Linked DNA regions of Mus musculus: all the other regions are linked to region 1. A link is a loop called in an ENCODE intact Hi-C map of the cell type or tissue named here. Cell type or tissue: left cerebral cortex. All regions are shown on one strand.

Evidence for each region. Hi-C counts contacts between places; a loop is a spot of excess contacts. Peaks named below come from ENCODE experiments on the same cell type or tissue, not always from the same donor. Only the 100,000 strongest peaks of a DNase experiment are listed, where the experiment ranks them.
Region 2: it touches region 1 in a loop (2.1-fold over the local background); 6 of 42 quality-filtered maps call a loop at or near these places.
Region 3: a loop joins it to region 1, with 3 times the contacts of the local background. A loop is called at or near these places in 25 of 42 quality-filtered maps.
Region 4: it touches region 1 in a loop (8-fold over the local background); 32 of 42 quality-filtered maps call a loop at or near these places.
Region 5: a loop joins it to region 1, with 2.4 times the contacts of the local background. A loop is called at or near these places in 4 of 42 quality-filtered maps.

The regions. Positions count from the first base shown.
Region 1 is chr11:74,524,485-74,529,484 of GRCm38, forward strand. The region is part of intron 2 of Rap1gap2 (RAP1 GTPase activating protein 2); the gene reads right to left. Among named protein-coding and RNA genes, the nearest start is that of Rap1gap2, 63 kb to the right of the region's middle. In left cerebral cortex, a CTCF peak has its summit at 2,209 (motif pointing left); DNase peaks (open chromatin) are centred at 79, 2,446, 3,004 and 3,232; H3K4me3 peaks cover 554 bases; H3K27ac peaks cover 934 bases.
Region 2 is chr11:74,458,556-74,463,555 of GRCm38, forward strand. The region is part of intron 3 of Rap1gap2 (RAP1 GTPase activating protein 2); the gene reads right to left. Among named protein-coding and RNA genes, the nearest start is that of Olfr412, 96 kb to the left of the region's middle. In left cerebral cortex, a CTCF peak has its summit at 2,051; a DNase peak (open chromatin) is centred at 2,110; H3K27ac peaks cover 546 bases.
Region 3 is chr11:74,406,342-74,411,341 of GRCm38, forward strand. It overlaps Rap1gap2 (RAP1 GTPase activating protein 2), which reads right to left. Exons shown (of 25, transcript NM_001015046.3): 15 at 1,547-1,618; 16 at 970-1,056. Among named protein-coding and RNA genes, the nearest start is that of Olfr412, 44 kb to the left of the region's middle. In left cerebral cortex, no CTCF peak of the experiment used is centred here; DNase peaks (open chromatin) are centred at 2,740, 3,144 and 3,651; H3K27ac peaks cover 1,550 bases.
Region 4 is chr11:74,374,263-74,379,262 of GRCm38, forward strand. No RefSeq gene overlaps it. Among named protein-coding and RNA genes, the nearest start is that of Olfr412, 12 kb to the left of the region's middle. In left cerebral cortex, a CTCF peak has its summit at 2,731; DNase peaks (open chromatin) are centred at 2,756 and 4,181.
Region 5 is chr11:74,445,671-74,450,670 of GRCm38, forward strand. All of the region lies in intron 3 of Rap1gap2 (RAP1 GTPase activating protein 2), which reads right to left. Among named protein-coding and RNA genes, the nearest start is that of Olfr412, 84 kb to the left of the region's middle. In left cerebral cortex, CTCF peaks have their summits at 2,388 and 3,999; DNase peaks (open chromatin) are centred at 701, 2,431, 2,982, 4,099 and 1 more place; H3K27ac peaks cover 466 bases.

The sequences.
Region 1 (5,000 bases):
GCTTCAGCTACAGGGGGCAGGGAGGGTGGCCCAGCATGGGGTATATTTTATTCACGAACAGGGAAAGGTAAAATCTGAATGGAAAGTCTGCCTGCAGCTGGTGAGCAGTGTAAACAGCTCCCACCCATCCCCCACTGCCCAGGAGTTAGTTCAGGTCAAGTGCACAGCAGGTACAGAGGCATTAGAAGAAGGTGCAAAATCTCTCCACCATTATACATTCTTGTTTTGGGATTCTAGGCTCTCTCAGCTCCCCCAAAGTCCCAAGGTGGCAAAAAAAAAAAAAAAAAAAAAAACACCAAGTTTCTCCAAAACATCAGCAACTTTCTCCAAACACCAGAACGTGAGCCCTGTTTCTTTCCACCGTCACCAAGCCTGTCACCAACTCGATTCTGCCTGGCGTCACCCATAGCCCGCAGCCATGTACCCAACCCAGGAAACACAAAGGGGCAAGGAAATCAATGTCAAGTTCCTCACACCCGTCTCTTCTAGGCTTGGTGCTCTACCAACATCTATTAAACAAGATGAATCCAGTCTTGCAAGAGACAACTGAGGACAGACAAGGAAGGCTATCCTCAGTCTATCGTTATCCAACCAGGTCATTTCTAACTGCAAAGAGCTAACACACACCTCATTGCAAATAAGCCCATGTCCAACAAACACATAAAGTGTGGCCCAGACAGTTGCGTCCCAGCATTGGCCAGCCTGTGCCACCTTCTCAACCTTTAGTCTTAAGGTCGAACTGTCAATTATTTACTTCTACATTTGTGGTCCTTGCATCAGCTTGCGTTTTTACCGACATTGAAACATTGGTATCAGTGTAGTGAAAACAAGCACGCTCATTAGACCGACCTCCATACTGATCTCACTCATTCAGAAAAACAGGTGACTTGGAAGTTTCAGTCAGGCATTTGCACCAAACCAAGGCATGGTCTTTGAAAAAACCAAAAATCACAGTTTGAAAGAGAAGTGGAAAGGGGACATTTTTCACATGAGTGACTGGAAAATATTCTCAGGTCACTTTTTAGTAGACCGAGACATGGTCAAGGCCATAGGGACTAAAGATACGGAAGACAGGGGTGGTCACAGAGGGGATCTCTTTCTGGGTCCCATCCCATACCTTACCCCAGCAGTATCCTCATTTACCATCCTTAAAGCCCACAGTCCTCAAAAACAAAGTGCCAGGCAGCCGCCCCCCCCCCATATCCCCACCCCCACACCCCACCCCCGTGTAGGGGAAACTCAAAGACTGGTGGAGCCTAGGAGGAGGAATGCAAGCAAGTTAATCATGAACAGAGGACAGACAGCTGCACCGTCACGCTCAGGGCCGGACACACAGACACGCATGCCTACTCCTAAAGAAAAGGGCTTTCTGAGTCTGTAAACTGGCTGCAGAAACGCATTCACATGAAGGCCAGAAGGTAGTCAGCACGCCTGGTCTCAGAGACAGTCCCCAGCTGACAACTCCCACCTTAGGCTGGCACTGCTCTGAAACAAAGCAAATAAGAAAGATTCGGGCACCTGGAGCTTTTGAAGCCAGGGTACAGCCAGATGCAGTGCTCCTCCCTTTCTGCAGGAATAGAGTCTCCAGCTAACCTCTGCATCATCAACCCTTTAAGGAAAAGCAGCAGTTTAAAAAAAGAAGAAGAAGAAGAAGAAGAAGAAGAAGAAGAAGAAAGAAAGAAAGAAAGAAAGAAAGAAAGAAAGAAAGAAAGAAAGAAAGAAAGAAAGAAAGAAAGAAAGAAAGAAAGAAAGAAAGAAAGAAAGAAAGAAAAAACCTCAGGGACTGGAGAGATGGCTCAGCGTTTAAGAGCCTTGTCTGATGCTCCTTCCGAGGTCATGAGTTCAATTCCCAGCAACCACATTGGTGGCTCACAAACTATACTAGGATCTGATGCCCTCTTCTGGCAATCACGTGTATAGGTAGAGCACACATGTATGATAGATAGATAGATAGATAGATAGATAGATAGATAGATAGATAGATAGATAGATGATAGATAGATAGGAAAAAGATTCTAGCTTTAAAAGAAATATCTCAAACAGCATAGTACATCACCACCACACCCTTCTACTTTGAGGGACATGTATGTACACACATTCTTGGAGAAACCACTCCTCAGCCTCCCTCTGGCACCTTACACCTCACACCTGTGCCCTAGGAACCGCACTGCCTTCTTTCTTGGCAGGTATACCAGCGCCCCCTCCTGGGCAGCAACACAGTTACACTATCAGACAAGAAAAAAGAAAACTCGTGAGGGAGACAGGAAGGCAGACGGAGGGTGGGAAGAGGGAAAGACTGAGAAGGTCATTCGAGGTGGGAGAGCAGTTTCCATTTTGAAAGGAGAGAGAGGAAGAGTCTTTGCCAGCACACCAACTCTCCTCTCGACAGCTAACAGCTCCTCCCAGGGCTGGCAACAGCCCCTAAAAGGGCCCATACCCACAGTGACAGCTACAGGAAGCCATCCACAGGCAAGACGCTAAACAAGCCTTAGGAACCTTATAGGAACCGCTGCCCAACCCCATGCTCCCAGAAACACACACCCCGAAAGCAGCGGTCCTGCAGGAAGCCAGCCAACCAAGCAGAGGCCCCGCCCCAAGCCAGCTCGAATTTTTGGAAACAGGTCTAGGAAAGCGTGTGGCATTTCCGAACTCCCAGGGAAGGAAACCACACGGAGGAAACCCACGGAGCCTGCTCCAGCTGGGCATCCAGCCCTTCACATCCCTTGGGTGCCCAGAGTCTAGGGAAAGCACTCCAGGTGTGATTTCAATCAGAACTTCCCAGATATCTACTCAGGGGATCAAAAGAGTGTTTAGAAGGAAGAGAGGAATGCTTAAAATACTGCTTGAGTTTCTCAAAATACTTAAAATTCATGTTCTCTCTCTCCCTCCCTTGCAGATTTCCTGATTTTTGCTAAGCTGTGTGACTGATTTTTTTCCCCACACTGGGAACATTTGAATGAAATTCTTTGGAGTACCCAGACTCTGAGGAACGTTAGACAGTGCTTTTTTAGCATGGAGGTTTCCCAGGACTCATTCCAGGAAACAAAGAGCTTGTTTGGCCAAGTAACCTACAGTGCTACCTTTCCTCCCAGGGTCCCCTGGCCCCCATCTTAATCGTCACAAAACTCTCAGTGGCTGCTACCTGTTAAGCCCTTTGCAACCACAGAAGTCTCCACGGCTGAGGCAAGTCTCAGGGAAGCTGTCTCTCCATAATATTAGTAACATTGCTTAGCAACAACACCCTTCGAAGCAAGAACCGGCAGACTCTCCAAAAACCTTCTCTGCCTGGCTCTACAAAGAACGGAGTGGATTCTAAGACATGTATTATTTATATACTATCTCACATGCCCAGTCACAGTCTGGGCTTGACTGTCTGGGAGATGAAGAATTATACCGATGTGACTTTGTGCTTGTTTGCTTGCTGTTACTGTAACGACCTTGGTTACACATTTCTTTTAAATGCCTTATGGTGTTGTCCTTTTCAAAGGCAATCTCACATAACCTTTCCATGGCAATTCAAAACCATTCGTATCAATATCAGCTTCTATGGTAATACAGCTAGCTAGGTGCAGTTGTGGGCAGACAGCCATTGAGATGAACAGCCATTTGGCCCTACATTTTGTGGCCCCCAAATAACATTACGATACTACAGCCTGAGAATCAACAGACCCCCCCCCACACACACACACACACATACAGAGATATCTGAATTGGGATTAGAAACTCGCCTCCAGTTTTTACTAGCTGCATATCTCAGGCTAAAAACGAATTCTGTGCCTCTATCACTTCATCCCCATGAATGAAGGTTGCCACAAGGCCATCCTAAGTCTATGGCGAGGATTCAGAGATCACGACAGGAATCTCACAAAGACTTCTATGAAAATGCATAAAGCAAATTTTATTCCAAATAGTCAAGTCTGGAAATGGCAAATGTATCAATCAATAAATGTTGATACATCCACCCAGTGAAATGTCCCTCAGTAACACAAAGGAACAAAAGCCCAATAGGTGTGACTGCTTGGGTTCAAAACCATCAGGCTAGGTACAAAAGATGCACACCCTTCATGGTTTCATTCATAAGAAAATTTAAAACGCAGGGCAGTGGTGGCGCACGCCTTTAATCCCAGCACTGCGGAGGGAGAAGCAAGTGGATCTCTGTGAGTTTGAGACCAGCCTGATCTACAGAGTGAGTTCTAGGACAGCCAGGGCTACACAGAGAAACCCTGTCTCAAAAAAAAAAAAAACCAGAGATGATGATGATGATGATAATGATGCAATTACATCATTTCTCCCTTTCCTTTCCTCCTTCCAAACCCTCTCAAGGACCACTCTCCTTTTGCTCTACTTCAGATGCATGGCTTCTTATTATTGTTACTGGTATGCCTATGTGTGTGTGTGTGTGTGTGTGTGTGTCCCTAAACATACGAATACAATCTGCTCAGTTTGTATAATGTTACTTGTGTATGCGTATGTTTTCAGGGCTGACCATTTGGTATTACACAAACAATTGGTGTGCTCTCCCCTAGGGAAGACACTTTCCCCGACAGCTCTCAGAATTCCTGACTTGCCTGTAGGTCTTTGTGTAGGGCTGAAGCCTGCTGGCATCCTCCGGGCATGTTTCGACAGCCAGGACAGTGTAACTTTATAGGTGTAACTTCTGAGTTTTCTAGGAGCATCTCCTAACAGTAACATTCCTTGTTCCTCTGACTCTGACAGTTACCAAGCCCCGCCCCCTGAGCCTTAGGTGCAGCAGTTGCACCGTGGATGTATCTGCTGGGAGTGGACTCCACACTGCCACACTTTGATTGGTTGTAGTTTCAGATCAAACTATTCTGTATCAAGATAGGACAAAGTGTCAGTTAGACCAAAACATGGGATTACAATTAATTTGTTCATGCTCTTTGGGAGAGAGCAGAAGTGAATAGCAATAAGCAGAGAAGTGTAGAATGAATCCAGGGATAAACAAAATATAAAGGCCGGAATGATTCTGGGGAAACGGA
Region 2 (5,000 bases), 66 kb before region 1:
GGTCAGATGCCCTTGGGAGCTAGGGGAGGGCATGGCTCAATAGAGGACTTGGCATGGGTCTATCCCTGAGGTTAAAATAACATGGGAAATCAGAATGGGTGAGAAAGAGAGTCTGGGCCACCACACTTGCAAGTGCCACGTGGGAGAGGGAACTACAGCTCTAGAGAAGGCTGGCAATGTCCCTTCCAAATCCTGAAACACTTGATGGAGCATAGTGTTGAAGAAGCCATGGGGTGATTCTCTGCCCCTGCTGAGCCCAAAGACCAAGTGTGGGGCTCCTGTGTCCCTGACCCTCCCACACCTGCTTCTGGCTTCTCTCTGTTCCTGCTTAGGGTCCCAAGAGCCTTTTTGTAGAGCCCCCACCTGGCCCTGCCATTCCTGCAGTCCCAGGGGCATGGTAGGCTCTAATTAGCAAGACACGCCATACCCAGTAAGCTTCCGCTACCTGTCTGCTCACAGTATGCTCACGGTCCAGATTCCTTCTGCAATACAGGGATGCAGTAATAGGAAGTGAGGAGGCAGGAGAGAGAGGAAGCTCTAACTTATTGATTTCTGGACACTGCTAAAGATGGGGACTCCAGGAAGATCATGCTCAGTCCCTCTCCTACTCACCCCACTTCATCCAGGCCTGGGATGAGCCCCTGCCGCATCTCATGTGGCCCCCAGGGCTATCAAGGAAAAGTGTAACTACAGTTCAGAGAGGTTACTTGGCCTGCTGAAGGTCACACAGCCTGCTAGAAGCAGAGCCACGTGAGGGTGAGCTGGGGAGGATATCAAGGAAGAGAAGGAAAAGGCAGGGAAGGACTGAATGAGCTTATGATTAATTCTGGGGTCAGTATGGACTGTCTTAGCTAGCCAAGGAAGCCTGGAGCTCTGGTAGTGTCATAAGCAGAGTGTGGCCATAGTGCCAGTCCAGGGCGCAGGCATCTCAAGCACTTCCAAGGAGGAGGAGGAGGAAGAGCAGAGGCCAGAGAGACAAATAACCATCCTGTGATGCAAAACCAACCACTGTCCATGGAAATGGAGGGTGTGGAGAATAACGCCCATGCATATTCCTGCTTGGTTTAATGAGACTCTCATCTGTGTCCAAGAACCCCTGCCTTACCCCTACACCAGCTCTCTTCCAAACCAGAAGCCCCATCACGCAGGACACCCAGTGATATTGATGTGATAAAGCACCATGAGCCTTGTGAGCCCCCAACCAGCCAGACTTCCTTTCTGGCCTCAATCTTTCCCCAGCAGCTGCGGTCCAGGGGAAAGACCCACTGACAGTCAGAGAGACTGGCATCCAAGCCACAGCAGGCCACCAGCCAGGCCTATGACTTCCAACTTCGTTTTCTTGGCTTAAAAAAATAGACTAATGATCCTACCCCACACCCTGGGTGTTTCCCAGGATGAGCCGAGATCACAAATGCAGAAGCGCCTACCGCACACAGCAGCCGTCAATAAATGCCGCTGGACTGACAGAATTTACTCTGGGGAGAGGTGCCAACATGTACCGAGTTCTCACTGCCTGTGCCAGACCCCAACTAAACACTTCTCACTTGTTCTCCTACATAGGCCTCAGCACCACCAGTACCACAGGCATGCTGGCCCTGCCCACTCTGTAGATGAAGAAACTGAGGCTGAGAGGTGAATAACTTGATCAACAGACAGCCTTGCAAACCACAGCCATCCTTCAGGGTTCAAACTTTACATCAGCACACCAATGTGGCTTGGATACACATTGGTAAGACCCAAATACCACTTGTCCTCCTGAAAGTCAGTCAGCCAGTCTCTCTCTCTCTCTCCCTGTGTCTCTCTCTGTGTCTGTCTCTCTGTCTGTTTCTGTCTCTGTCTCTGTCTCTCTCTCTTTCTCCCTCTCTCCCTCTCTCGTTAATGATGGAGTGTGTGCATACTAATCCCTGGGCTGCATCCACAGCTCCTCAAGCCACTGGAAAGCTCTCAACCAACGTCCCCACAGAACTGGGCTTGGTTTGCATACTTGTGTAGGTATCAAAACACAGTTAATGGCTAGGTCTGATTGTTCCTCTCAACTGGAAAGCCCTGGTGGCAGAAGCTGTGACTACACACACCAGATTTTCTCCCATCTACAGCAGTGCCCATGATAAGATAATGTGTTACTGTGTGCACCACATATAGCGTGTAACACAAATAGAACATTGGCAATGGCAAACCCTGGATACTGTGGCTCATGAGATGCTCCTGACTTCAGAGAACTTAAACCAAAAGGGGACGTATGTCTCTGGAGCAGTGCTTCCAGCAGCAGAGGCTTAGTAAGTTTTGAGGCAGGGGGTGGTTTGGTTTGGTTTTTATTTGTTTGTTTCCTTCTTCCTTTCTTCCCTTCTTCCTTTCTTCCTTTCTCCCTTCTCTTCCCTTCCCTTCCTTTCTCTCTCTCTCTCTCTCTCTCTCTCTCTCTCTCTCTCTCTCTCTCCCCCCCCTCTCTCCCTCCCTCCCTCCCTCTCCCTCTCTCCCTCTCCCGCTCCCTCTCTCCCTCTCTCCCCACCCTCTCTCCTGAGACTTGCTCTGTGTTGTGTCCGGCCAGCAGACCACAACCTGGGTTCTAGCCTGGAAAGGCATTTTGGAAACCTGGAAGAGAAGAGGGGCTAGGTGGTGAGAGAAAGAAATGTAGCCAAGACAGTCATTCTGATCAAAGCTCAATTTTACTAGTTCCGACATTTCAGTTATAAAGGAAGGGGAAGGGAACCCGATTCCCGCCGAATAATCTCGGGTCCAGTAGTAGGGTGAGCACGTGTGTGGCTCCGAACAGCAAAGAGGCAGGTTCCAGCAGTGGGCGTGGCAGAACAAATGAGCAGGAAGCTCCACCCCGGAGCAAGCAGGTTTCAGGCTGGGGGAGGGGAGACTACAGCTCTGTAGACCAGGCTGGCCTCGGTTTCATACAGATCCCCCTACCTCTGCCTCCTGATTACTTCTTGGGATTGAGGCAAGAACATGAAGCTTGGAATCACAAGACTCACGCTTGTGTCCTTGATGCCCAGTGAAGGGAAATGTTTCATTTACTTCCCCGAGCCTCAATTTCCCTACCTATAAAATGGGAGAATAACAGTTCTCTTACGGCTATAAGAACCAGAAGCGTTTAGGAAAGTGGCTTGTACATCATAAAGCACTGCACCAACTCAAAGCCTAAAAAAAGAAGAGGGACAGAGACCCAGCAGAGGGAGGATGTGGACTGACTGTGTGCCCCAGGGTTCCTGTGTAGAAAAAGTTGATCTCCACTATGAAGTCCTAAAAGGCAGAGGTTTAAACAATCACTTGCTCAAGTTGAGGGTCTTGGAAACTGCTCAGGATGGGATAGGCCACGGGGTGAAGCCCCATTATTGCATACAGTAGCTCCATAAGAGAGGATCCAGCAGAGGTGCACATGGGCTCCCTGGCTCTAAACCTGCCATCATGATCATCACCAGATACTGGCCCTCCACCTTGGACTTCCAGGATCGTGAGCCAAAATTATCATTTTCGTTCTAACGCTATGTAGCCTCAGAAATTTTGCTATAGTATATATGAAATAAGATAAACCCATAAACCTACCGCAGTGGTTGGAAAGATGGTTCAATGACTAAGAGCACACTATTCAGTTCTGGAAAGAGGTCCAGAGTTCGGTTCCCAGCACCCATGTGGGGCAGCTCACAACCACCTTGAACTCCAGGCCCCTGAGCATCTGATGCCTCTGGCCTCTGTGGGCACCTGCACTCATCCACACATACCCATACAGACACACACACACAATAAAAAAACATAAAAATAACAGACCCCACCGGTCAAGAGAGGCCACACATGCCTTCAAAGGGTGCAGGAGAACACGGCTGCCTTGAAGGAACAGCCCCACTTTTCAGGATGCAGCTGGGTTCCAGTTACCAAGCCGCCCAGTGCTGGTTGAGGTGCAGGCATCAGCACTGTAGAGAGTCTCCTGGCCTTGATGTCCTCTGGCAGAGCCCTTGGTCTTGATCTAGTGTGTGGCCTGAAATTTCCAGTTTTCCCCACATGAAACTCAGCTTCAAGAAAAACAGCTATAAAGATCCCTTGAGGTCACTGGAGACAAACCTTGTTGAGTCTCTGTCAGCGGGGGAACTGGTGGGTTCAGCAGACAGGGAGATAAAGAGGGACACGTGTGACTTTGACCTCACAGAGACCTCAGGGTTGCATGAGGCTTCCTGCTGAAAGGAAGAAGAGAGGGAACAGACCCCAGAGATGAAAGGGTGAAGCCACGGGCCTTCCAGAAAAGCTTCCTTGGCCCTGGAAGACACAGATGGCAAGGGCTGCCTCCTGACAGCCTGGTGGGGAGTCCAGTCATGTGACAGGCCTGCCTTCACACTTCCCTCTCCCATTCCTTCTCTGTCCCTGACCCCTGCTCACTTTCTGGTTGGCACTTCCTGCATGGCACACTTGGGACTCTGGAGTAGGAACCAGTCAGCAAGACTTTCTGTCTAGCATCCATTCTCTCCCATTCACAGACAAGTTTGGGACCACAGGTGCTGACCATGATGGTTCAGTATGAGCCCCCTCCTCCCCAGCACTGGCCTGGACTTGTGCCCAGAGAGAAATGAAGAGAATTCTGTGTATTGTCACCCAGACCGAACTCACCACGGTGAGATGTGGCACCTGGCCTGACCCAGAGCTCCTGTTTCCCTCTCACTAGCTAGCTGTCCCTGCCTGAACATCCTTCCATCTCCTGCCCCTGAGGAGTCTTCTTGGGGAACTAGGAATTTGGCTACCTACCAGAGAGGATTTCTGAGTCCTGCCAGTAACTTGGCTGTGAACCCCAGCTCGGCACACTAGTCCCCAGCATGCGGGGTCTTCTAGACCATCGCATAACTCATGGCCAGGGTTGCCAAAAAGGACCCAACCTCACACTGGTCAAATGTTAGGAACTGAATCTCCAGACTGCTGCCTACATTCCCTGGTGGACCTCTGCTCTCCAGTGCCTCACTTCCCACTCTCCTGCAGGGAAGCTGTTGTTGTCCCCTGAGGGACCATTAGGT
Region 3 (5,000 bases), 120 kb before region 1:
TGTCTTCCCAGTCCAACCTTCTGACAGTGTGATACAATGCCAATCTATAAGAACTTCACAGGCAGTTACCAGGGGAAACGTTCATAATGTTTTATACCTACTGGTCTATGATTTTTGCTTGGACCACACTCATAGCTACCCTGAGGCACATGTGGGTTGCAGGCCTCTGGTTGGACACGCCTACCTGCAGTTTAGCCCAGTGCCTCCTGTGAAGGGTTCACCTTTGTTGAGCCTCTTAGACTCTTTAATCATTTCTAACTGGCCAGTTCCTTTTCTATCTCCCCTTCAACCTCTCCTCCTCCAACTCTAACACCTGCTGGCTAATGATGTCTCTAACATGCGAATCAAACACTTTTAAAAATTTCATAGCGCCTACCACTTGCAAGCCACAACCCTGCGCCATTCAATGCAGCCAACCATCTGCAGTCCCGTCTTCCAGCCACAGGAGGCTGTCATCTGGCCACACCCCCTCCCAACAATGTCTGATTCTATTGGACCTTTGACTGTTCCCTGAGTCTTGAATGACTTTCCAGACTCTCTTCATGCAAAAGCTTTATCAGATGTCAAGATTCATCAGCTCAAAAGCAACCTCCTCCAGGAAGCCTTCCCTGAACACACCCTCCATTATCCCTAGCAGAAGCAGTCACTACCCACTGGCTCCATCATGGCCCATAGTATAATACAGTAAATACACTCTATTATAAATCTTAGCTTCTCTTCTGTAAAGGTCCCTCTACCAGCATGGGCACTACATAGTACAGAAGTGATATCTCACTTATCCTTGGTAACAGAGCAAGACCTGGACATACTACATGTTCAAAAAAAAAAACCTGATGATTGGCAGGTAAGTCCTAGAATCTAGATGAGTTCCTACCAAGGGAAAAAAAAATGTTCCCAAAGCAACAGAGAGCTGAGGGCTTAGGATGAAGCAAACAAGCCCAGAGGAGACTTTCCGTGTGGCCCTCTCACCTCCAGCTTGGCGAACTTGTCCGACTTGCAGCAAGCATTCTCTGCGTTCGTGAGCTTGGTGAGCAGAAACTCCCGGAATTCTGCGCCCTGAAACAGGTGAAAGAGGTTCAGAACTCTCCTGGCCTCTGCTGTCAATCAAACGCCTCCAACCACAGTGACAAAAAGGCAGGAGAACCCCTGCGTTAGCCCTCTCATATCCGGTCATTTCCAGCCAAGGCCAGGCCTGCCTGCTAATGTACCAACTTGAAAGCCAGCTTCCCCAGCGCTGGGAAACCCACCCTCCATAGGGCACCTTGGTCACTGGAGGCAATGCTTGAGGCTGGCTCCTGGGTCTAGAGCACAGTATAAAAGTCCTTCTAAAAACAGGAGGACAACCCTGGCATCAAACTCCCAACAAGGGCCACATTGACCTCAAAGGGTGAGGTGGGAGATATCCAGAAAGGAGATACCCCCAAAGCTATAACAGGATCTCCCCACAATGTTCCCAGTCTACATTCAAGCCCATTCCAACTACTGACACATGGGTACAGAGATCTGGGGTCTGGGATGGGACAAGTATAAAAGAAAAGGTTCTTACCTTCTGGAAAACAGGCGGGCTTGGCAGAGGGGGACCAAAGGCAGGCACATCTTCCCTAGCAGTGACTGATACCTGAATGAAACAATTTCATGTGGACTAAGACAGACTAGGAGTCCCACACCTTACAGAAGACCAACATACCCCTTCCCTCCTTCCCAGAACACAGAACGTCTATGTGAGCATCACCCACGAGCCCCATACGATGCTCCTCTAGTGGGTTGGATGGGATGGAATCCGGCATCCTTCCCTCTGCCTTCCTAAGGGCCAGAAGCAAGTTGGCCAGATGATGCCCTGGGCTGGGGAACCACTGAGACCCTAAGTACAGACAGTGCAGGTGGTGGCCAGGAGGTTTGCCTCCCTACCCCATTACAGCATCCATCCCAGAGAAAGCAACTGAGAACTACTGCTCATTTTACTGATGAGGAAACAGATGGCTAAGACATGGAACAAGCACCCTAAAACCAGAGAAAGGGGCACAGAGAATCCAGACTGCTCCAACCCAACTCTGACTCCCCATTAACCTAGCCATAAATCAAACTCAGAGTGTTTAAAAGGTAACTACTGGACCACAGAAATGGCTCCACAGATTAAAAAAACAAAAACCTGACACACAAGCTTGGTAAGTCCCTAGATTGTCTCTTCTCTCAGTACTTGTGTGTCTGTGTCCCCCCTCCCAACATAACAAGTACACATGTGCACATGCACGCTCATGCACACACATACACATACATACACACACACGCCACCAGTAGCAAAATCAACAACAAATAATTTTTTTAAAGAAACAAGTAAATACTGGTTGCAAGGAAAGCTTGGGGCTCTGCAAGTTGACACAGGCAGTGACCCAGGTCTGAAGCCTGGCTCTACATGTGGAGCCAGTCATTCTGGCTGAGGCTTGGGCACAGAGATACCAAGGGCATTGACTGGGAAAGAGGATGGGGGACATCCAGGCTCTGGCCAGATGCTGAGGCTGGACTGTAAGACCATCCAGAGACTCCAGCACAAGGGTGGTCCTGCAGCAGGTGGCTTCCACTCCTCACCTCCTCTCTTGTGCAAGTACCTAGGTTTCACCTGCTGTTAGCCCCTGAGGCTACAGGGCTCTTGGGAGGCTGCCCTATCCCTTCACTAGCAGTGGCTGACGTGAAGGCCCTGGCAGGCTGCCAACCACTCTGTCCTGTGAAGTAGGGCAGATGCAAGAGTCTGCCAGACTGGGTGAGCAGGCAGCTTGGGGCCCTGCCAGGTCCAGCGGGGAGAAGCAGAGCTTTGGTCAATGGGGCCTTCTTCTTACAAGCTCAAGGCCATTTACATGGCCCAAACTGAGGTACTCAGAGTCTCAAGAAATGGTTTTGTGTTCACTGACAAGATTTCTGGCTGAGCCCCAGCTGCTAGACACAGCCCACCCCCACCCCCAGCCACCAACCATGCACTGGTGGCCCAAGTCTAGTGCACATGTGTACTTGTTATGTTGGGAAGGGGGACACAGACACACAGGTATTGAGGACAGAGACAATCTGGGGACTTATCAAGCTTGTGTGTCAGGTTTTTGGTTTTTGTTTTGTTTTGTTCCATCTCAGAAGAAGAATCTGGCTGCCCACTCTGGGTATCTGGGACATGTGGGACAAAGCACAGATGCCTGCAGGCCCAGCTGTTTCCCTAGCCCGGCCCCTCCTCCTCAGGCCTGCATTAAAGTAGTCTATTCTGACAGGGTAAGGGTCTTAGGAATGCCTTTAAATCCACAGGGCAGCAGGGCAGGGCCCAAGACCTTTCTGGTAATGTCCATCCACGTCCCATCCGTATCCTAGCTCCTCCTCTGACCTCGGTCTCCCCCTCCTCTCGGCTTACAACCAGATGCCCAGGGGAGCTTAGAGAGGGAAGGCTAGAGACCCAACAAAACCCCCATGTCCAGGGATGGCCTGCCACCCAGAAGACTGGCAGGGCTGCTCAGAGGGAGTCAGGATAGGCAAGGGAAGGCCCTCCCCAGCTGCCTGTTTCACAGCCAAGTCTTGAAACCTTGGCAGAACTCCAGGAGTGAGGTGGACTGGCCCCTGCAGGGAGGGATGGGGGAATCCTATTGATTGCTGAGCTGGAATCTCTTTCCAACCTGGAGTGAATGGGAATGAGATAGCCCTACCTGAGAAGTGATTCAATTCCAGCCACACTTCACACACACCCACGGGGCCGGTTTCTCACATGCCCCAGAGGCTCCTGGGAAGACTTCCAGCTCCCGGCTCCCTGGCTCTGCGGCCTCAGCTCTAAGTGCCCTCAGCATCAATCAGCTTCAATCTCTTCCCTATGAGCAGACTAATGGGCCTTGTTAGACTTCAAGAAGACTATCCGAGGGGCTAGAAAGACGGCTCTGTGGCTAAAGGCACTTGCCACCAAACCTAACAACCTGGGTTCAATCCCTAGGAGCCACATAGTGGAAGGAGAGAACTGACTCCTGCAAGTTGGCCTCTGATTTCCATATGCACACGCATGCACACACACACACACACACACACACACACACACACACACAAATGTAGAAGACGAAGAAGACTGCTGTAATGCAAAGCCTGGCCCAGAGCAGAAGCCACCATCAATCACTCAGGTTTTTTGTCTTTACTTTCCCTGTCGACCTACATGTACAAAAGGTCACCTTCATCACAGAGTTCCCCAAACCATCCGGCAGCCCATACCCCATCCTGCCTGTCTCTGCTCCCATAAGTAGCCATGGCTAGAAGGACCCTGAGGCTTTAAAATCCAGATTTCCTGTTTTGCAAAGATAGAAACAAAGGCCCAGAGAGGGAAGGAACTGACTTGCAGTCACACATCAACAAAGAGACAGAAGCAGAGACCCCAGGCTGCTCGGTCATTCTGTCTTCTGGGGTCCCTCCCGCCTTTACTCTCCTTTTTCATTGTTGGCCCTCCTACTTCAGGGTTCAGCTAAGGCCCAGTGTCAGCCAGGGGGCCCTGAGGGAGCTAACCCAGTTCTCCTCACAGTTTATGCATCACCCATAGTGCCTGGGGGGGAGGGGTGCTCTGGGGAGCACCTTAGAAGACACGGGCATCTTTCCAAATTCAAACCCGCCTCAGTAGTGGGAAGGGGTCTTAAGATGCTGGTACCCAGTGTTCTGTGATGCAGGGGACCCTGTGGGAACTGAACTCTGATCTCTCTTCCCAGGAAACAAACAAACAAACAAAAAACAAACAGAAACCAGCACTTGGTTTTACTCACAAGATCTCTGTGGGCTTGGAGACTACCTAGCCCTACCCTAAAATCCCCAGCTCAGCCTATCTCCTATGAGTCCTAGGCCCCTCAAACCAATGGACTACAGAGATGTGCTGCCCTGGGGGGTTATGAGAAAGAAGGGAGGTGAAGAAGCAGCCAGTGAAGAGGACAAAGGAGTGTGTCCTATTTCTGTCTGATGCTGAGGGCTGGGAGCCGAAACAGTCTACTATATCCCATACACCT
Region 4 (5,000 bases), 150 kb before region 1:
CATCACAGTAGAAACCCAAACTGGTATTTTACAATTTCAATATTATTTCAACAGCTTTAGTGATGTTTCTACCCGCTAAACATCCAGATATGTTTTTAGGTTATCAATATAATTCAGGTTCCCACTAACACTCTATAATTAAGAAGCAAAAATCTACAAACTCCAATTAGAAATGTGTTCACAATGGCTCTTTAGCTGCCCCCTCATCCATTGGGTGATTTGTGGCTACTCTGTGTCCTAACCACTGGCTGGGAACGATTGATGCAGTGAGAGATGCTCACCCACTGTTGTTGGGCCAACCAAACTCAGTCTGATGAGACTTAGTCTAGAACCAAGTACTGTCTGCGCTGTTCTCTTAAAGATAAGAACTGTGGACTATGAGTTAACAAAAACAGTGTGAGTGTGTGTGTGTGTATGTGTGAGTGTGTGTGTGAGTGTGTGGGTGTGGGTGTGAGTGTGTGGGTGAGTGGGTGGGGGTGGGTGGGGGTGTGAGTGGGGGGGGGTGAGTGGGTGTGAGTGGGTGAGTGTGTGTGTGAGTGTGTGTGTGTGAGTGTGTGTGTGAGTGTTTGTGTGTGTGAGTGTGGGGGTGGGGGTGGGGGTGTGAGTGTGTGTGGGGGTGGGGGGAGTGTGAGTGGGTGTGAATGGGTGAGTGTGTGTATGAGTGTGTGTGTGTGTGTGTGAGAGAGAGAGAGAGAGAGTGTGTGTGTGAGTGTGTGTGTGTGACTGTGTGGGTGGGTGTGTGGGTGGGTTTGTGAGTGTGTGTGGGTGTGGGTGTGTGAGTATCTGTGTATGTGTGTGTGTATGTGTGGTGTGGTTGCATGTGTGCATGCGCACATGCATGTATGTGCTCAGATGCATTCACCAATGCCTGTATATGAAGTTCATCTTTCTCTATTGGTCTCCCCCTTCTTGAGATGGGGTCTCTCACTAGACCTTGGTACGGCACTTTGGCCATGCTGGTTGCAGTCCTCTCTGTCCCCTGGTGTTACCCTTGGCTATTTATGATGGTGCTGAGGATCCTAACTCGAGTACTCATATTTTAACAGCAATCATTTTACCCACTGAGCCAGCTCCCCAGTCAAAAAGGCTTCTTCAGAGAGACGTTAAGAAGCTGGTCTACCAGCCTAGACCCCATTACAAGAGAAAACCCCCATAGCAACTTGAAGGGTGATGGTTTAATATAAAGAATTATTAACTATAAACTTTAAAGACTGTCAGAACTGGCAACACAGCCGCTATCCCTAGAGTGGAAGAGATTTCCCTGGAAGAGCTGTCCCACCCAAGGACTGGTCCAGCTCTGCCTGGCTCTGCTCCTGGAGGGTAAACCTCCATGATCCACAGCAGCAGAGCTTACTAGGCATCTGTCTCTCTCCTCAGGGAGCTGTCTCACTGGGAGAAATGCACCTCCAGACCACTGGGAATGTGGAGACAAGGAGGGATTAGAGGATAAGCCAAGGGTCAGAGAGGGCTGCTAACCACTGTGCAGTCCATGAACTTTGCACTGGAGGGGCTGTGTGCAGGCCAGACTGGCCCTAAAGAAGGTTCTCTGTAGTAGGAGCCAGCCCTCAAGATGCAGAGAGTGCTACAGGAACCTATCACAGAAGCCCCTAAAAGTTTCTCTAAGTAGCACAGCAGATAGGGAAAAGACCTTTCAGCAGGCCCTCACTTGCACCTGGCTTAGAACACAGCCAACGGATCTGAACCCATTTTCACCATCTAGACAGTAAAGAGGGCATTTATCACTGAGGCTGATGTAGCTGGACTCAGGACTAGAACGAAGCTAATAGACGATTACATAGTTACTGTGTCTGAAAAAGCTTTCTAGCTGTCACAAGCCCATTTTAATAAATCCAACAATTCGGCTCAAACAAAACAAAGGAACAGAGGAAAACTGAAAGCAGAAGCAAGATGAGGACAAGAGGGATGCCACTTCTGTCCTTTCAATGCAAAGAGACACCTGCATCTTGTTAATAAATGCCCCTTTAAAGACTTAAATTAGTTTGAGCTAGTTTTGATCCCTATCACAAAACCATCCTACTAAATACTAGCTGTTAATAATGACGTCCTCAAATTAAAGTCTTAATAACAATAACACAAGTACACACACACACACAAATACACATACTCACACATAGATGCATGCACACACATATACACACACTTGCACATGCATACATGCAACATACACATACATACAAATGCCTGTGTATATACATATACACATATACACATACTCTCACATACATACACACACATACACATGTACTTACACACTCACATACACACATACACATGCATACACATAAAAACACAAACATGCATACATATACACACACCACATACACATGCAAATGTACACATACATACATGCACATAAAAACACACATACACACACAGATACATGCACACACATAAATACACACACAGAACACATGCACACACACAGCATACACATACAACATACACAAACACACATGCGTACAACACACACATATACACATCCTTTCCTACTGTATTCAGTATTATGCTTGAAGAGTAAAGCCGAATTTCACCTATACCCTATAGTCCACTTTTCTAGCATTTTCCTCACATTTCTTATTAGTAATAAATTTTTATAAAACTTAGAGATCTGTATTTTAATTTTTTACATGTTTTCATTTACTGTGTGAGCATGCATGTGTGGTAGTCAGAGGACTACTTGCAACAGTCAGTTCTCTTCTTCCACCAGGTGGGGGACCCAGAGATCTAACACAGGTTCAGCAGGCATGGAGGCAAGCTAGCATCATCACTCTCTGAACCATCTAGCTACACACACACACATATACATGTGTATGCAGTGTCTTAGAAGGAGATTATTAAAATCCATCTGATGCCCTGCACAAACTTCCCACCATCTTGTGTGTGCCGATCTTGTGTGTGCCGGTGTCACCAGGCCTGATCAGTATCTACCTCATTGTTTTCTCATGGAGCTGACTGGGCGCAGCTTGCTTTGATCACTTGCTTCTCTTAAATGGGCTGTTTCATGTTATTATTCCATATTATGGGGCCAGTTCGCCAGCTTTGTTCTTGGGTGTGCCTCTCTCTTTCATTTATCTTGCCCCTGATCCTGCTAGCAGAGGGAACACTGGCCCATGGGTGTGAGCATCTGTTCCCCCTCCCCACCCCACCCCCGCAGCTGTTTGTCCCTGGGGCCTCGAGTCATACCTGCCCTCTGATCATCTGTTTTGGTTTGGAGAAGGCAGCCCAGCTGTTTTCCATTTTAATAGAATCTCCCGCTCTTTCAGCCTCACCAAGCTCTCGCCCATTTATTTCCTCATGATGCTGCTCTTTCCTCCCGGCATCCCCTATTTCAGGATTTCTGTCCTTCCTGCAGCCACCATCCGTCTTCATGTACAATTCCTCCTCTCAGGCTTCCTATTTTAGGACCTGTTCACGGTTCTATTCTCCTTGGTAATTCCTTTGATATTCCTACAAAATCCTGTTTTATAGGATATGCATTTTTCCACTAGGGCAGTAATTGTGGAAAGAATCTCCCTAGGTGAGGGGTAGATTTCTCTCCACCCTGTAGATTTAGGACAGGCTTCTGTCTAACCTGTAGGTAGGGGACAAGTGTCTGAGCCTGAGACTAGTCCATGGGAAATAGATTCTTAAGTAGAGTCTGTACACTGAATCCGTGGTTCCCAAAGCATCGGACTACAACAGAATTCTCCACGTGCTCATCTAACATTACACATCTTTTGAGGCATACTAGTGCACCACTTCAATTCCAGCCCTTTGGAGGCAGAAGCAGGCAGGTCTACATAGCAAGCTCCAGGACAACCAGGGCTTCTTAGTGATACACTGTCCCAGGACACACACCCCTCCAAAAACTGCAGCTCCCTGGGCCTTACTCCAGAGTGATTGAATTATAAAAGTCTCAATACCTTAAATGAGCATTCTAGAGAAAGTTTCCCTGAGTCGTACTTATACAAGGAACAGCCTCTTTCCTGAATGTGGAAGAGGATAGCAATACTGGGTTGGTTTTCTGGGCCAACTTGACACAAGCTAGAGCCACGAGAGAAAGGAGCCTCAGTTGAGGAAATGCCTCCATGAGATCCAGCTGTAAGGCATTTTCTCCATCAGTGCCAACTTCGGGCTGGTAGTCCTGAGCTCTATAAGAAAGCAGGCTGAGCAAGCCAAGGGAATCAAGCCAATAAGCAGCACCCTTTATAGCCTCCGCTTCAGGTCCTGCCTCCAGGTTCCTGACCTGCTTGAGTTCCTGTCCTGACTCCCTTTGTCAAAGACCAGTGACATGGAAATGTAAGCAGAATAAGCCTCTCGTGTCCTACTTGCTTTTCGGTTATGGTGTCTCACTGCAGCAATAGCAAACCTAACTAAGACAATGGCCTAAAGTTGAGAACAGTCTTCTCTAAGGTCTCTGTACAGCCTGATGCTTCGGATATCATTTCCACCTGAGGAAAAGGGACAGAAAGTCCTAACTCTTAGATCACTACCATAAAGCGACTAATGTGTCTTAGATTTCCTCTCTGGAACTTAACTCTGGCTCCTATAAGGAGTGGCTGCCACGGGAGCACACAGTGTGCCGTTAAATGACTAAGAGGGATGCTGGAATGGACCACAGCAATGATTCAACCCATCCCACACTTCAAATTCAGAGGACCACTGAAATCAACAGAAACAGGCAAGATCTCCACAGCTGTGCAGATGTGAACCATCAGAACAGGCAAGAACAGCAGCACCCCACCTTACCCCCGAGGCAATCAATACAAGAACAGCTGAATGAAGGCGTGGCTGTATTAGGCTTGGGTCGGGGCTAGTAACACATCAACAAGACTGGGCTGAGGAATACCCAGAGAGCATAGAAAACGTTAATTTTGGATGTGTCTATCTGGGGCATCCAGAATCCATTGATTTGAAGTACTAGGCTGAGTCACCATCACTCTCACCATGGGAATGGGAATCCTACAATCCAGGAGGGCCTGAAAGGAACCGAGCAGAGA
Region 5 (5,000 bases), 79 kb before region 1:
TTAAAAAAAAAAAAACACGGAGATGGTAAGCATACACAGACTAGAGAGGGGAGGAGCAAATAATGAGAAGGGCGTGCCCATACAATAGCAGCCCACAAGGGCTGGGCAAAGCACAGCACTCAGGAGGCTGAAGCAGGAAGACCAGGAATTCAAGGTCATCCTTGACTACATACTGAGCACAAGGCCAGCCTGAGACACAAAAAAGAAAGAGTCCCACAAGAGAAAACCATGGGAGTTCTGTCCACACAGATTCACAGTGCAGGGCTAGCTGAGGAGAGAGCAATGGAAACAAAACAGGAAGGTGGGACCCTGCCATAGCCCTGGCTGTCCTAGAACTCACTCTGTAGACCAGGCTGGCCTCAAACTCAGAAATCTGCCTGCCTCTGCCTCCCGAGTGCTGGGATTAAAGGCATGCACCACCACTGCCCTGCTCTTCAGAATTTTTATAAATTGCTTTTAATGTGTAATCAACATTTTAAAGATTTTGACATATATGTGGGGGCTCTGGCAGACCTTTTTTTTTTTCTTTCTTTCCCTAAACCCAGCTTCAAGTCCAACCCACAGCTTCACATCAGGGAGCTGCCAGGACACAGGTCACACAGTCTTTGGCACCTACAGAAAGCTCTAGATTCAAGCCAACTTACTCTCAAGTACACACTTAGCTCTGTGTATCATTGACTAGGATGCTTCCCTGAGTCACCCATAAACCCAGCTTACTCCCAGCTGCTCATCTGCCTGGTAGCCAAAACCTCTTCAACAGTTCCCTCTTATGGATCACTGAACCCCAACTGATAAAACACTTTGGAGATGTGAACAGGACGCTAGAAATACCAGGAAGGGTCCAACTGCCCAGGAACCCGATCTTAACTGTGAGACAAAGCTACGCAGGGTTATGCTGATATGACCAGTTCACATTGCTCAGAGGACACGTGAGGCACTTCTTACCACGATCCCAAATGTGCTCCTCTCTTCCTGTGTAACAAATCACTCCAGAACCTAGTGGTTCTAAACCATTTATACAGTGTGCATTCAGGAGTCAAAAAAGATAGTTACCCGAACAGCCACGCTCACAATAAGAGGAAGCAATGCAAGAGAGGGCACACACAGAAAAGGCAGTATCATACTGCTCTATTCAATCTGAAATCATACACCATCATGTCCACATTATCCTATTATTGGAAGTAATAAATAGGAAATCCAGCCTACACTTGACAGACAGGCAGCTGATTTCTACCTCTTAAGTTGAGAACTATGAAAGATCATGTGGCTGTAAGCCAGGCAAGGTGGTTCAATCAGTTAACCGCTTCCCCCACAAACACGTGGACCTGGATTCAAATCCTAAGCATCCATGTAAAATGTGAGGTGCTGCAGCAATGTGCCATAATCCAGGCACTGGGGAGATCGCAATGTGTATTCCAGAGGCACACTGGACGGCTAGCTAGCCAATCGCAGAGCTCTAGGTTTAGTGAGCTATCCTGTCTCAAAAACAAAAACAAAACAACAACAAGAAAAAAAAAAGCAAGGTAGAGAAGCAACTGAAAAAGACATACCTGATATAGAACTCTGGCCTAAACACCTAAACACACACACACACACACACACACACACACACACACATGCAGTGCGTATGTGTAAATAGAAATTAAAACCAGTGGTGGCGCACGCCTTTAATCCCAGCACTTGGGAGGCAGAGGCAGGTGGATTTCTGAGTTCAAGGCCAGCCTGGTCTACAGAGTGAGTTCCAGGACAGCCAGGGCTATAAAGAGAAACTCTATCTTGAAAAAAAAAAGAAAGAAAGAAAGAAAGAAAGAAAGAAAGAAAGAAAAGAAAAGAAAAGAAGAAAAGAAAAGAAAAGAAAAGAAAAGAAAAGAAAAGAAAAGAAAAGAAAAGAAAAGAAAAGAAAAGAAAAGAAAAGAAAAGAAAAGAAAAGAAAAGAAAAGAAAAGAAAGCGGGCGGGCGGAGGGGGAGGGGGAGGGGGAGGGGAGGGGGAGGGGAGGGGAGGGGGAGGGGAGGGGAGGGGAGGAGAGGAATCAAACATTTTAAGGTTGAATGGAAAGGACAGCTGGGATATAGACCTGAGAGACTTTGAACCCCAGAACTCAGGCTTCTTCTTCAAACGGTTGGTTGCAGCAGGAGGATAGCAGCAGAGCTCAAGGTTGGGGACCAGCCATCCTGCTACTACCCAGCTATGTGGTAAAAGTGTATGCTACACTCTCGATTTCCTCCACTGAAAACTGAATCAAATAATCCTTGGCTTCCAAGGGTCTTACACAGATTAAGTAAAAGGCACCCAGCTAGCGCCTGCTCCACAGCAAATGCTAAGCAGACAGCAGCCACAGGCAGACAGGGGCAGAAAGCTGCCAGAACACTCCTTTGCCTTGCTGAGAGATGCTCTAGCGGCTTTAGAATATTCTGCTATTTGTGACTCCAGTAGCCTCCCTACAGATGGTGTTTCTGGATGACTATTGCAAGTGAGTGTCCCATGGCCCTGAAGCTGGCATGGAAGGTAAAAGGAGCCATGATTCATCCTCAGCTGTGAGTAACACACCAGGTGGAAGATTCCTTTGTGGACGGTGCCGCGGATCAGAAACTAGCCAATGCAAGCTGGACTCCACTGGGCTGGCCCGACTTGTCAGTGACTCGCTGAACTTTCCAATGGGACAATTCCACCCTTGGCAAAGAGTAGGTCTCCTTTCCACCCAGAAGCAAGGTGACTCAGGCCAGCCTAGAACTACACTGTGGACATTTGGACCCACCCTCATCTCTCTGAGAATATTCCACCCAGCCAAGGACATACAATGCCATAAAGGCTCACTGACTCCCTACATTTTCCCATATACAGTACACATATATGTGTGTGTGTGTATACATATATATATATATATATATATACACACACATACATATACTGTAGGATACAAGAAAGCCACGGCCAAGGCATCCTTAGGAAGGGGATCTCCTTCCACTGAGAAACCAGGCCCCTGGATTTCACTGAGGAATGTGATCCAATAGCAGTGTAAGCTCAGCTGTGTATTTTATTATTAGCAACAACTGTTGCCACCCAAATGGGAGCAGTGGCCAGCATTTCCCCCTGGGCCCTGCTTTCACAGTCAGTCAACTAGGCCATGAAATAATCACAGAACCAGCCCAGCCGGGAAAGTCACAGGCTGGGCCCCAGGGTTCCATCCATTCAATCCCTGTCCTCTTCACCTCCCAATATAGAACCCGTCTGGTCTTCCCTCTGGAGGCCCAAGCGAGCCCTTGGGGAAGGTAATGCTGGAGGAGGTCAGAGGAAGCAGGAACAGGCATAGGCAGGGATTGTGGGGAACTGTTTGGGTTTAGGAGATCATGCCTGAGTTTTTCCCTGCCAGCTCCCCACTGCCCAGGGAGTGAAATGAATGGAAGATAGCATTTGTATGAGACAGTTGTACCCTGGTGTCTGGACAGGATTGGTTCCAGGACGGTCTGCATATACCAAAATCCACCGATGTTCAGGGTTCTTATATAAACTGTCATAGTATTTACATATAATCTACATGCGTCTTCCCATGTACTTTAAATCCTTTCTATTTTATAATATCTAAGGCAATGTAAATGTTTTGTAAGTGGAAAGGGATATATGTATGTTACCAATAGAGACATATGTTTTTGCTCTCTTGTTCACTTGCTCTTTGTGTGTGTGTGTGTGTGTGTGTGTGTGTGCGCGCGCGCACTAGCATCTACACATAGAGCCTTGCATATGCTAAGCATGCTCTCTATCACTAAACTCTATCCCCAGCTTTTAATGGGTTTTAAGACAGGTTCTCACTAGATTGCCCAAGCTAACCTTGAACTCATTCTGTAGCTTGACTTGGTGAACCTCCTGCCTCTGCCTCCTGAGCAGCCAGGATTACAGGCATGCACTACCAGATCCAGCCAGACATACATTTAATTTGAATGCTCTTGATCGAAGGTGAGTCAAATCTGTGGCTGCAGGTCCTGTGGGTCTAACTGTAGAAGATAATCAATGACAGCCACTTCACCCCTCAGTGCCCTTCCCATCTGCCTGCCTCCCTCTGGCCCAGGGAAGCCCTACATTGGCATGGCTTCTCTGTGCAAACAGTCTATTTTTCTTTTTCATGCTCCCTAGCCCATGGAACGTCTACCAGCATCCTTCCTCCTCACTTCTGCTCCTGTTATACTTGGAGAAATGATACCCACTGCTGCCCACCTACCTGCTCAGCATGTCCTACTGAGCCACCTGCCCCAGTTCTGGGCCCTGCTCCACACTCCTCTACTTGAGGAGGGGTATTTGAGAATCCTTGCGATCGTTAACTCTCAGGAGTGCATTCATACACACACACACACACACACACACACACACACACACACGGACACACACGGACACGGACAGTTCACAGAGCAGGACCCTGTACTTCAGAATGGGGCTGGTCAGAACCACATGAGCTAGTGTGTGCACAGCAGAGCCCAGCACCAACACAGACTCAGTGCCCAGCAGCACAGGCCTCTGTAGCCCTGCCCTCTCTATCCAGGCGCAATCTGCAGGGACAAAGTCATGGTCAGTAGCAAAGAAAGGATGTGTGAAGAAATGTTTTTATCTACCCCAATCCTGCAAAAGTAAAGTGGAAATGCTGGACGCACAGTGCTCAGGAGGCGGAAACCCAGGGTCAGAGCAGGACTCTGATCTTCAAAGGGATGGACATTTTAAAAAACAAACAAAAAAGCGAGCTGGGGAGATTATGACTCAATGGGTAAAAGTGCTTGCCACACAAGTGTGAGGACAGGAGTTCAGCTCCCCAGAGCCCATGTAAATGCTGAGTGGGCACAGCGGTCTGTCTGTAACCCCAAACACACGGGAAGCAGAGACAGGATTCTCAAAGCAAGCAGGTGAGTTCAGTGTTCAAGTGAAAGACTCAGCCCAAATACATACTGTAGAGAACTACTGAAGAGGACACTTGACTTCAATTTCTGGTCCCTGAATGTGCGCGCGCACGCACGCG